Regions from separate parts of the Mus musculus genome. Here region 1 is linked to region 2. A link is a loop called in an ENCODE intact Hi-C map of the cell type or tissue named here. Cell type or tissue: left cerebral cortex. All regions are shown on one strand.

Evidence for each region. Peaks named below come from ENCODE experiments on the same cell type or tissue, not always from the same donor. Only the 100,000 strongest peaks of a DNase experiment are listed, where the experiment ranks them.
Region 1: it touches region 2 in a loop (4-fold over the local background); 3 of 42 quality-filtered maps call a loop at or near these places.

The regions. Positions count from the first base shown.
Region 1 is chr1:141,958,999-141,963,998 of GRCm38, forward strand. No RefSeq gene overlaps it. Among named protein-coding and RNA genes, the nearest start is that of Gm25457, 660 kb to the left of the region's middle. In left cerebral cortex, a CTCF peak has its summit at 2,932 (motif pointing right); a DNase peak (open chromatin) is centred at 2,966.
Region 2 is chr1:143,642,059-143,647,058 of GRCm38, forward strand. The region is part of intron 10 of Cdc73 (cell division cycle 73, Paf1/RNA polymerase II complex component); the gene reads right to left. B3galt2 (UDP-Gal:betaGlcNAc beta 1,3-galactosyltransferase, polypeptide 2) reads left to right here. Exons shown (of 2, transcript NM_020025.4): 2 at 3,948-5,000. The coding sequence starts at 4,070. Among named protein-coding and RNA genes, the nearest start is that of B3galt2, 3.9 kb to the left of the region's middle. In left cerebral cortex, a CTCF peak has its summit at 2,393; DNase peaks (open chromatin) are centred at 2,355, 3,493, 4,083, 4,325 and 1 more place; H3K4me3 peaks cover 5,000 bases; H3K27ac peaks cover 3,282 bases.

The DNA of each region.
Region 1 (5,000 bases), 1.7 Mb before region 2:
TAAAAGAAAGGTCTTCAAAGTACATTTATATTTGAACATTACAAAGCATTTCTTTGAAGTGCTTCCTGATGAGATTCCACTTAGTAAAATGTTCCTCCAAATGTCCTCAGAACTCTCCGTCCTCTCGCTGAAAGGAGCGGTGGTCTAGAGAACTTTAGATGTCTGGCAAGTTACAATCCTGGTTTTGTATTGTTTTAGATTCTATTAAATAGTGTATGTCAGTTCTTTACATGATAATCACCACACTGTATTCTTTTATCTTTACGGACAGCCAGCTCCTTTCCATCAAGCAAATGCTTTAGCAACGTGTTTCTCCACCAGTGCACAAAGACTATTTTGATTAATTTGTATGGAATATTTGAATTTATTGATTGGGACATAAAGCAACCACTGAGCTAATTGAGACAAAACTAACCTCTTAATGAATATTTCCTCTTAGAGAGATGCATTTCACACAATAATTATAAGTAGACTTCCTACTGAAACCACTCACATTGATTTCATTTTAATGTAGTTCTATGCAAGTTCTTTCTGTAAAGACTTATGTCACTCTTCTCCTTCTCACACACTAGATATTTGGTGTAACTAGATCAAAGCCTTTTTATTTATCCTTGAGATCCTCTATATAAAAATACTGCAGTGTTCATATTATCAAAACTGAACTAGGTCTTTATGATACAGTGAAAGGAAAGAAAATTGTGGACCTAAAATCTTGGAGGAAAATAATGTAAATTTCCATATCTTATCCTTAGAATTGCCCTCTTCTTTCTTACTCTCCCCTTCCTGCAACAGAAGCATCATATTTTACCTGTGTTCCCAATTCAAGAAAAATGGACTACAAACATTTTACTTTTGTCTAAATGTTTTAGATTCGTCAAAATGAAGGAAAATTCTGGCTGAAGTTTCTACTTTTGGACTTAAGGTAGGTCACAGGTATTAGCACTTAGCAAGACAATCATGCTTAGGATGTACTGATGTACAAAATCCCCAATACCACAAGCAAAAATGACAAAAAATAAACATTTTGAAAATAATGTTATAAAATGTACATCGAGAATATCAAGTAACAAAGGAAGCATAGACAGCAAATGTCAGATCAGACACCAGGGAGCAAATGATATATTAAGAGGTGATACTACATAATCAAAAGCATAAATAATACTGAGAGGATATTATCACTTAGTCTGTTATTTGTGGAGATATATAAGTATATATATTCATAATGAAGATGAACATTATAAGTGGCTTTAAAAGTCGTGCAACTGTGTTTCCAAGATTTTCTTTAGCAATTGGCAGAGCATAATAAACAAAGTTCACCATGACCATGATGTTTATGATAATTTATAGACAAATATGTATATATATATATATATGTATATACATATATATATATATATATATATACATGTTTCAAATAAACAGTCTTCCAAAATTTGAATACAAATCTTCCTTCATTAGTTTCATCTGTATTCTTTGTTACATTATTTATAGATTTTGTTTTAATATTTTGTCAGAATTCATAGAACTACCTTTGGTCTCAGTAGAGTTGTCTGTTTCATCTTGTTAATGGAAGTTCCAGACTAATAAAGTACACTCAATGAAGTTCTCAGCAGGTCTTGTAATGTTGATGTCGGTACCATTATCCATGACCAGGTATCTGTGGTGACCATGATTCTTCCTACAGGACAAAAATTGTGAATGTCTAGTATGTGGACATTAGTGGCTCATGCCTTTAAGTCCAACACTAGAAAAGCAGTGGCAAGCAGATCTATGTGAGTTTAAGGACAGCCTGGCCTACAAAGTAGGTTTCAGGACAGCCAAGGCCACAGAGAAACCGTTTTAGGGGGAAAAAAAAATCAGTCAATTTGCTGTTGCATTAGTCTTATCAATGTTAATCATAGAAAGCAATGACGTGTTACATAAATGGTACTTTGAAATTATTATACATGTCTAGTTTATGATTTTGTTTGAAGTATTTTGGAATATAATTTTGATTTTAGGTATAAATTGATAGAGGGTATGTACTTCTGGCATGAGAGGAAGAAACATTTCCTCATAAGATAAATTTTCAATGCTAGTCAGAGTTTATGGGGAGTTGGAGAATTTTGGTATTGGGAGATTTTATTCTTTCCCGACTACATCTCGAATACAATAATGCTATACGGTAGTAAAATGTAAAACTGTAAAAGTTTTATAAATAAAAGTAGGATAAGAATCAGAAGATTACATTTCTATAATCACTACAAACTACATTTTATGACTTTAACCATCAAATACTACTTTTTATGGCTTTAACAACAAATTTGAAAATATATATTTATACATTTTGCAGTCTAAAGATTTAGCCGTTTCAGTCATTCTGATATAGTATGTGGACATATTAAAAGAAGATTAAAATGTTTCTCAACAAGTTTATGGTAAGAGTTCAAATATCTTACATATAAATGTTTTCCAGATCCCTTATATCTGAATTAATATATGGGAGCATGATTTAAAAATGTATGCATTTGCATATTGGATCTACAACTATTAGAACAACGTGATTTCCCTAAATAAGAACACATAAATACGTGTATTTAATACGATAATGTTTACTTGCATAAGCACTGTACTATAGCCATAGAAATCTGGAAACCAATATATGGATAGGGACTCATAGTAAAATAATAAGTATAAAAAAGAATTGTAAGCGTCAATATTTATTTTTATATAAGAAAATAACTGTAATTGACAGTTTTCTACTGTTTATATATAAGTTCCCAAATTCATTGTTATTCAAGACTTTGAATAAACAGGAAAATAATAAATGCTTACATGCCTTTATACTGAATTACTTTTGCTTAAAATAAGAATATTGTCAAAGTATTACATTAAAAAATAGAATATGTATGTTTTTCCCTGTGAGGGTGTGATTAGGGGTGCAGTACCCGTATAGACCAGAAGAGGGCGTTTGATATTCTGTAGATGAAATTAAAAGTGATTGGGAGTCAGCCAGTGTGGGTACAGGAATTAATCTCAGATCTCTCCAGCCCCAAAGTACTACAATTTTAATAATTGTTTATGCTTTTGTTTGAAGTATTTTGGAATATAAATTTGGTTTTAATTGTAAACTGATAGAGGGTACAGTCTTCTGGCATGAGAGCAAGTAGAATTTCCTTAAAAGATAAAGTTACCATTGCTAGTCAGAGTTTATGGTGAATTGGAGAATTTTGGCGCTCAGAGAGTTTTTTCCCATCAAATATCAACAGTCGGGATCTTGGTTGATTGTTCTCTTCTAATTAAATATCTGCTACACAAAAATCAACAAACGAAAGATGTGTTAAGCTGTATGTAATACCTGAGTTATAATTCTTTAAATAACAAATATTAGAGTTGCTTATTATTTCAGCTGTGTCAGCCCTCAGGTTTTCTGCCTTGGTCTTTTATAAATCTATGATAGATGTATTTTAAGACACTGTTACTTTTCAACCCACTAGATAAAAGCAGACAAGCAAAATCTCAATATAATAATTTTCATGATCTTGATTTTATACTTGCATTCTTTTCCAGTGACATTCTGACTAACTATACTTCAATACCATTTAATTCCTTATGGCAATTGTTAACTACATCTGTATCTAAAGATCCAGTATGAAATGACATGGCTTAACAGGACCTATAATAAAATTGGATCCATATTGCCTGTATAACAAAATCTGAAAGCCAAACTTGATCCTGTTTTTTTTTTTTTTAATATCTCAAATAGTATGTTAGACAACGTTCTCAACCACATGTAAGCAAACATATAACAAATTGGTTACTTGCATAAAAAGATATCAATTAAAATGTATTTGAGCATGTGAGTGTGTATGTGTATGTGTGTATGAGAGAGAAAGAGAGAGAGATTCCAGAATCATTCAGAAGGCCAAAGTACACCTATTTTGCATTTAAAAGACACCTTAGTCATTTTGAATTAGAAACCAGGACTGTTTCTCTGTAAGAAGTGCCAGCATAGTCTATAATTTAGAATTAGGAAGTGCCCATTACAGAGATCAGAGCTGTACTGATTTCTTCACAATCAATAGCAGAATAAGAATTTACTCTTAAATTCTCTTATCTCTGAATATTTCAGTAGCAGATCAAAACTGACAAAAATGTATTTCACTAGTGTAATTTGAAAGTCAACTATAATCACAAATATCACAGATACCATATATTGCATGTCAGCCATAACTGGGAGGAAACGGAATAAATCAGTCATCAGCGTTCACCACATTCATTAGCATGTGATTTGACATGTATGTTAAGGGGCTGGTGAGAATGCTCAGTGGGTAAGAGCACCTGACTGCTCTTCCAAAGGTCCGGAGTTCAAATCCTAGCAACCACATGGTAGCTCACAACCATCTGTAACAAGATCTGATTCCATCTTCTGGAGTGTCTGAAGACAGCTACAGTGTACTTATATATAATAAATAAATCTGTAAAAAAAGATGTATGTTAAAGACTTTCATGATAAGGTTACTTAATATTTGTATTACATTTTTTTCTTCCCCCTGCTCTTTTTTCCTTAAGAGAGTCTCTTTCTGTAGTCCAGGGTGGCCTTGAACTCAAAAAGTTCTGCCTGCCTTGACATGTGCATGCTGAGGTCAACAGTGTATGTCATAAAGCTCAGAGCTGAATGTTTCCTACAGTTTTCTCAAGACAATGATGATTCATATTCTCACTGATAATGTAGCACTGCTGCCTTGCTTTACAGTTTCACCATGAATATTATTTTATGATGTTTAAACTACTGGTGAAAATAAAATTTTTGATTGATTTATATACTCATATGCAGAAAATGTCACCAAAATATTTATACATTTTTCAGATTTAAATATATTTTTATACATGCATTAATACAGATATTAAAATATACCAGTTCTGAATGTAATAACATTTTATACTCTTAGCTTTCCATGATATTAGGTTAGCTCTTACAACATAGAGATTTTAATTTTAACCTGAATATGGTTTTTAAT
Region 2 (5,000 bases):
AGAGAGATCAATAGTTGCTCTAAATAGATTGGTGAAACAGGGAGTTTTTAAGTAACAGAGTGATTCTAAATAATCAAGTGTAAGACTGTTCCTGGAGTTAATTATAAAAGTGAAATTAAAAAACTAACATACTTGCAAACTTTATATGCCCCAGTACAGGGGAATACCAGGGCCAAAAAGGGGGAGTGGGTGGGCAGGGGAGTGGGGGTGGGTGGATATGGGGGACTTTTGGTATAGCATTGGAAATGTAAATGAGTTAAATACCTAATAAAAAATGGAAAAAAAAAAACTAACATAAAATAGCTTAATATACAGCACATATTAATAATGGTCAAATACAAGGTCAAATAATATCCACAGTAGGTTTCTAAGCTTTATTTACATGTGATAATGACCTGCCTACTGCCTCTACATGTGTCTGCAGGACAGAATAAACTACCCTGGGAACAATCAACGTTAGAGTGCTCGGGGTCAGGGACTCAAAGATATTCCTAAAATCTTACAAACCTTTCTACGTATTTTGATTCTTCCTCTCACTTTCATAAAACTTACTACCCTAACAATCACAAAGCCAAAAAAAAAACCCCTGTGGAAGCACTGTGTGTGTTGTAGAATTAAGACTGAATGAGTGTATTAGACTTTGTCATATATCAAGAGATTCCTAGTCATAACTAAGTATCTTTATTCTGATAAAAATTACAATCAGAAACTAATCAAAAATAATTTTTAAAAAAATCCAGCCTCTGTTGGTATCTTTATTAGAAATTAAGCTTTATAAACTAAATATTTCAAAGCTTTAAAAGTATACAAGTGTTTCTTATCAAACCATCATTTAACTCTGGGACTGTCTTTAGAAACTAATATATTTATATCAACTTTTAAAAGTCAAAGGACAGAAACTCTATAGGAGGATACATTAAATAGTAACATCCTTACAAATTTCGGTCTATAAGAGGTAAACACACACTTAAATCATAATAATTAAAACAGAAAACATCTATTTTTTTAAAATCTATTAAAAGACATGGCAAAATTTTAACTCTTAGTTTTCTTATTTCCAAGAACTAATATTCAACAGGCATTAACCTGTGAATAATTTTATCATCTAACAAAAAGAGGAATAGTTACAGCAATTTTACTTTCTTAACAGCATACACACACAGACACACAGACACGGAGACAGAGAAAGACAGATCTCTATCCTGAGAAACTTTAGAAAAAAAATGAATTTAAGGCTAGATGCATACGTTTCATTTATCAGTAGGAGGTTATCAAATAGGTGTATTTGTACAGGAATTCCAAGCTCTCCTAGATTAATATTTACAAACATACAATTCTTATAAAATTTAAATTAAAACATACCTCCATCTTATAAAATCATAATAGAACCACATAAGAATATATATAAAATTGCAATAAAATTGTTGAATATTAGTTCTTGAATAACAACAAAACTAAGAATTAAAAATTTTGCCATGTCTTTGAATAGATTTTTTAATATATCTTTTCTGTCTTAATTATAAATAATTTAAGGGTGTTTTATATTTTATAGGTTGAAATCTGTAATATTCCTATAATATTCAAACACTTTACAATTTCACTTCAGGGACACTGTTTTCTTGTAAACAATGTGTCTTACTACAATACTTCATCCCTTTAAGGTCTTTTATCCATTCATTGAAATATCCTACCTGGAATTTAATTCATTTTGAACTGTTTTTCTTTAAAGTTTGCACTTTTAAAGTATCTGAATGACTAGATCTCAGTCATGTTCTAAGCATTGTTAAATCAACACAAAGCTGATACATTTATATTTATAATACTTGAAACAGATCAAATGAACTTTCCAAAGTAACTTCACTTTTAAATTTATATACATAACCCTTTAATACCCAGTACTCTCATTATGAAGTGGGGGGTGGGGGGGTCATTATCTACCACATAAAGTAATTTTCATATGTACTCTTTAAAATAGTTTTCTGCTTTAAGTAGAATTACATCTAGTTATAAGTACAGTCATGAAAATTTGTTTCTAAATCAGGCCATGAAGCTCCGTAATTTCAAACTCATATCATGCAGAAACCATGTTGCAAAGAATGTAATAGCTTTGGTCTTTATATAGAATGGTAAGATTTAAATTCACGTAAATAAAACTAAGACTAAATTAGATTTTTTAGAAACTACTGTCTGTGTGTGTGTGCGCGCACATGTGTGCTTTTGTGTGTGTGTGTGTGTGTGTGTGTGTGAGAGATTAAATACTTTTTTAGGTTTGAGGTATAGGCTAGTAACTAAATGCACCATTCATTTTCAGAAACAAGATCAAACCTTAGTGCCTGTTACACATTAGAAATCTGTTCAAATTCCCACCTACTTGCTCCTCCTAGTGGTTGTTACTAGAATAGTACTTCATTGATAGCCACCTAACACTTTCAAGCAGTAACTGAAAGGTGTGTGTGTAAATTTTATGCTACAATCACTCAATTTTTTGAGAACTTCCTTGTAAACTCTATTACTTTTCAAATGCATTTATGTGAGGATAAGCTAAACTGCTATCAATCATAAGTAGATCATTATCGTGAGATAAATAAGCACAAGCATTTACACATATAATTAGAAATAAGTGGCTATGTTAAAATTTTTATTTCCTTTGTTTAAAGAAATTATTTCAGTGAATAATAGAAAAATCACTTATTGATCAAAAGAATTTAATAATACCATCCTCAAAATTAATAATTATATAAATGACTTCTACTTTGGGTTTGTTTGTTTGTTTGTTTGTTTGTTTGTTTTTTTAAGAACTAAAAAAAAAAAAAAAAAAAAAGCCAAAACTAGGCATGGTGTCTCTATTTCATAAAACACCATTTACTGGAATTCAAACTACTGCTATGACCCTCAGTTCTTTATCTATGAATAGGTAAAAACAAGGAAAAAATTAGCAAATACAAATAAGTTTATGCTATGCTGAAAAGCCTCTTGCAAAACAGCCAGTTTTCACTAAGAGGCATCACTAATTTCTTGTGAACTTCTGAACGATCTAGAACTATAAGTGTAATGCTACTATAAAGTCTTTAAAGTTAAACTAATTTCTGGCATTGCAGATCATGCAAAAAAGTGTAATTCAAGAATATTTTAAAATGTATTTTGTGGAAAGTGTAATTTAAAGCAGTTCACAATAGTAGGAGCTATTGTCTATATTTTTCAAGAAGTCCAGAAAAACTGCAAAATACACACCCTTTGCCCAAAGCATTGACACATAAGACTGATATCCTAGATATGTACTATTTAGGGTGGATGGGTAAAATTAGCAAAGTACTGTAAATTGTTAATTATTTATTGCTATCTAAAATCTCACACTGAACTCACTAAACCCTAAAAATTAATTTTGACAGGTGTATCTTCTCACTGACTTTTTTGACACGGGGGTCAGGGGGAGAGACTGGAAACATGCCAAGCAGTGACTGTGACTAACTGAACTCTGCCACAGTTAAACCTGCACCTTCTGTTCCAAAGCCAATACATGTCCATTTTCCAAAAAAGGCCACTGACTGTGCACCATATCGCCATGCTATGTCAAATCAATTTTAATTAATGTCAATAAATTTGCCATCTGTTCTGAAGGCCCTCTTTCCGAGCCTTTGTCAGAAATCTAAAAGCATTTTTCCTGTCTACATGGACACAACATTAAAACCCTTTAGGTCAAAGGGACAGATGAGCAGAGCTATCGAAATCATCAAGTAAGTAAAATAAAATTAATCTATCACTTATCTTCCGAGTGTTCATTACACACAAGAATATCTTTTAAAGACATAAATCTTGTTGTCAGTAATTTTATGTTGCCTTATCCAGTTTTTTCTCAGCTTAAAAAGGTCCTTTTATTAGCTGACTTTTTAAGGCAGTTTGCAAAATTCTGCATTTTGTAAATCATTATGCTTCCTTCATCTTTATAGAATGACATCGAGGGACATGTACCTGAACCAGAAGACGATGAATCAAGCGCAGTATTGACTGAGGACGGAACAACAGTGTTTTTGGCCACAGACATCCATTACTGCTACTGGATACTTACAACATGCTTCAGTGGAGAAGACGACACTGCTGCTTTGCAAAAATGACCTGGAGCCCTAAGAGGTCTCTGCTCCGGACTCCCCTTACGGGTGTGCTTTCTCTAGTGTTTCTCTTTGCTATGTTCTTGTTTTTCAATCATCATGACTGGTTACCAGGTAGACCAGGATTCAAAGAAAATCCTGTGACATACACTTTCCGAGGATTTCGTTCTACAAAAAGTGAGACAAACCATAGCTCCCTTCGGACCATCTGGAAAGAAGTAGCTCCTCAGACTCTGAGGCCTCACACAGCAAGCAACTCCAGTAACACCGAGCTATCACCACAGGGAGTCACAGGGCTGCAGAACACTCTCAGTGCCAATGGCAGCATTTATAATGAAAAAGGAACTGGACATCCAAACTCTTACCATTTCAAATATATTATCAATGAGCCTGAAAAATGCCAAGAGAAAAGTCCATTTTTAATACTATTAATAGCTGCAGAACCTGGACAAATCGAAGCAAGAAGAGCTATACGGCAAACTTGGGGCAATGAAACTTTGGCACCTGGCATCCAAATCATACGGGTTTTTTTGTTGGGCATAAGTATTAAGCTAAATGGCTATCTTCAACATGCAATTCAAGAAGAAAGCAGACAGTATCATGATATAATTCAGCAGGAATATTTAGATACATACTATAATCTGACCATTAAAACACTAATGGGTATGAACTGGGTTGCAACATACTGTCCACATACTCCCTATGTTATGAAAACGGACAGTGACATGTTTGTCAACACAGAATACTTAATACACAAGTTACTAAAGCCAGACCTGCCTCCTAGACATAACTATTTTACTGGCTATCTAATGAGAGGATATGCACCGAACAGAAACAAAGACAGTAAGTGGTACATGCCACCAGACCTTTACCCAAGTGAGCGCTACCCTGTCT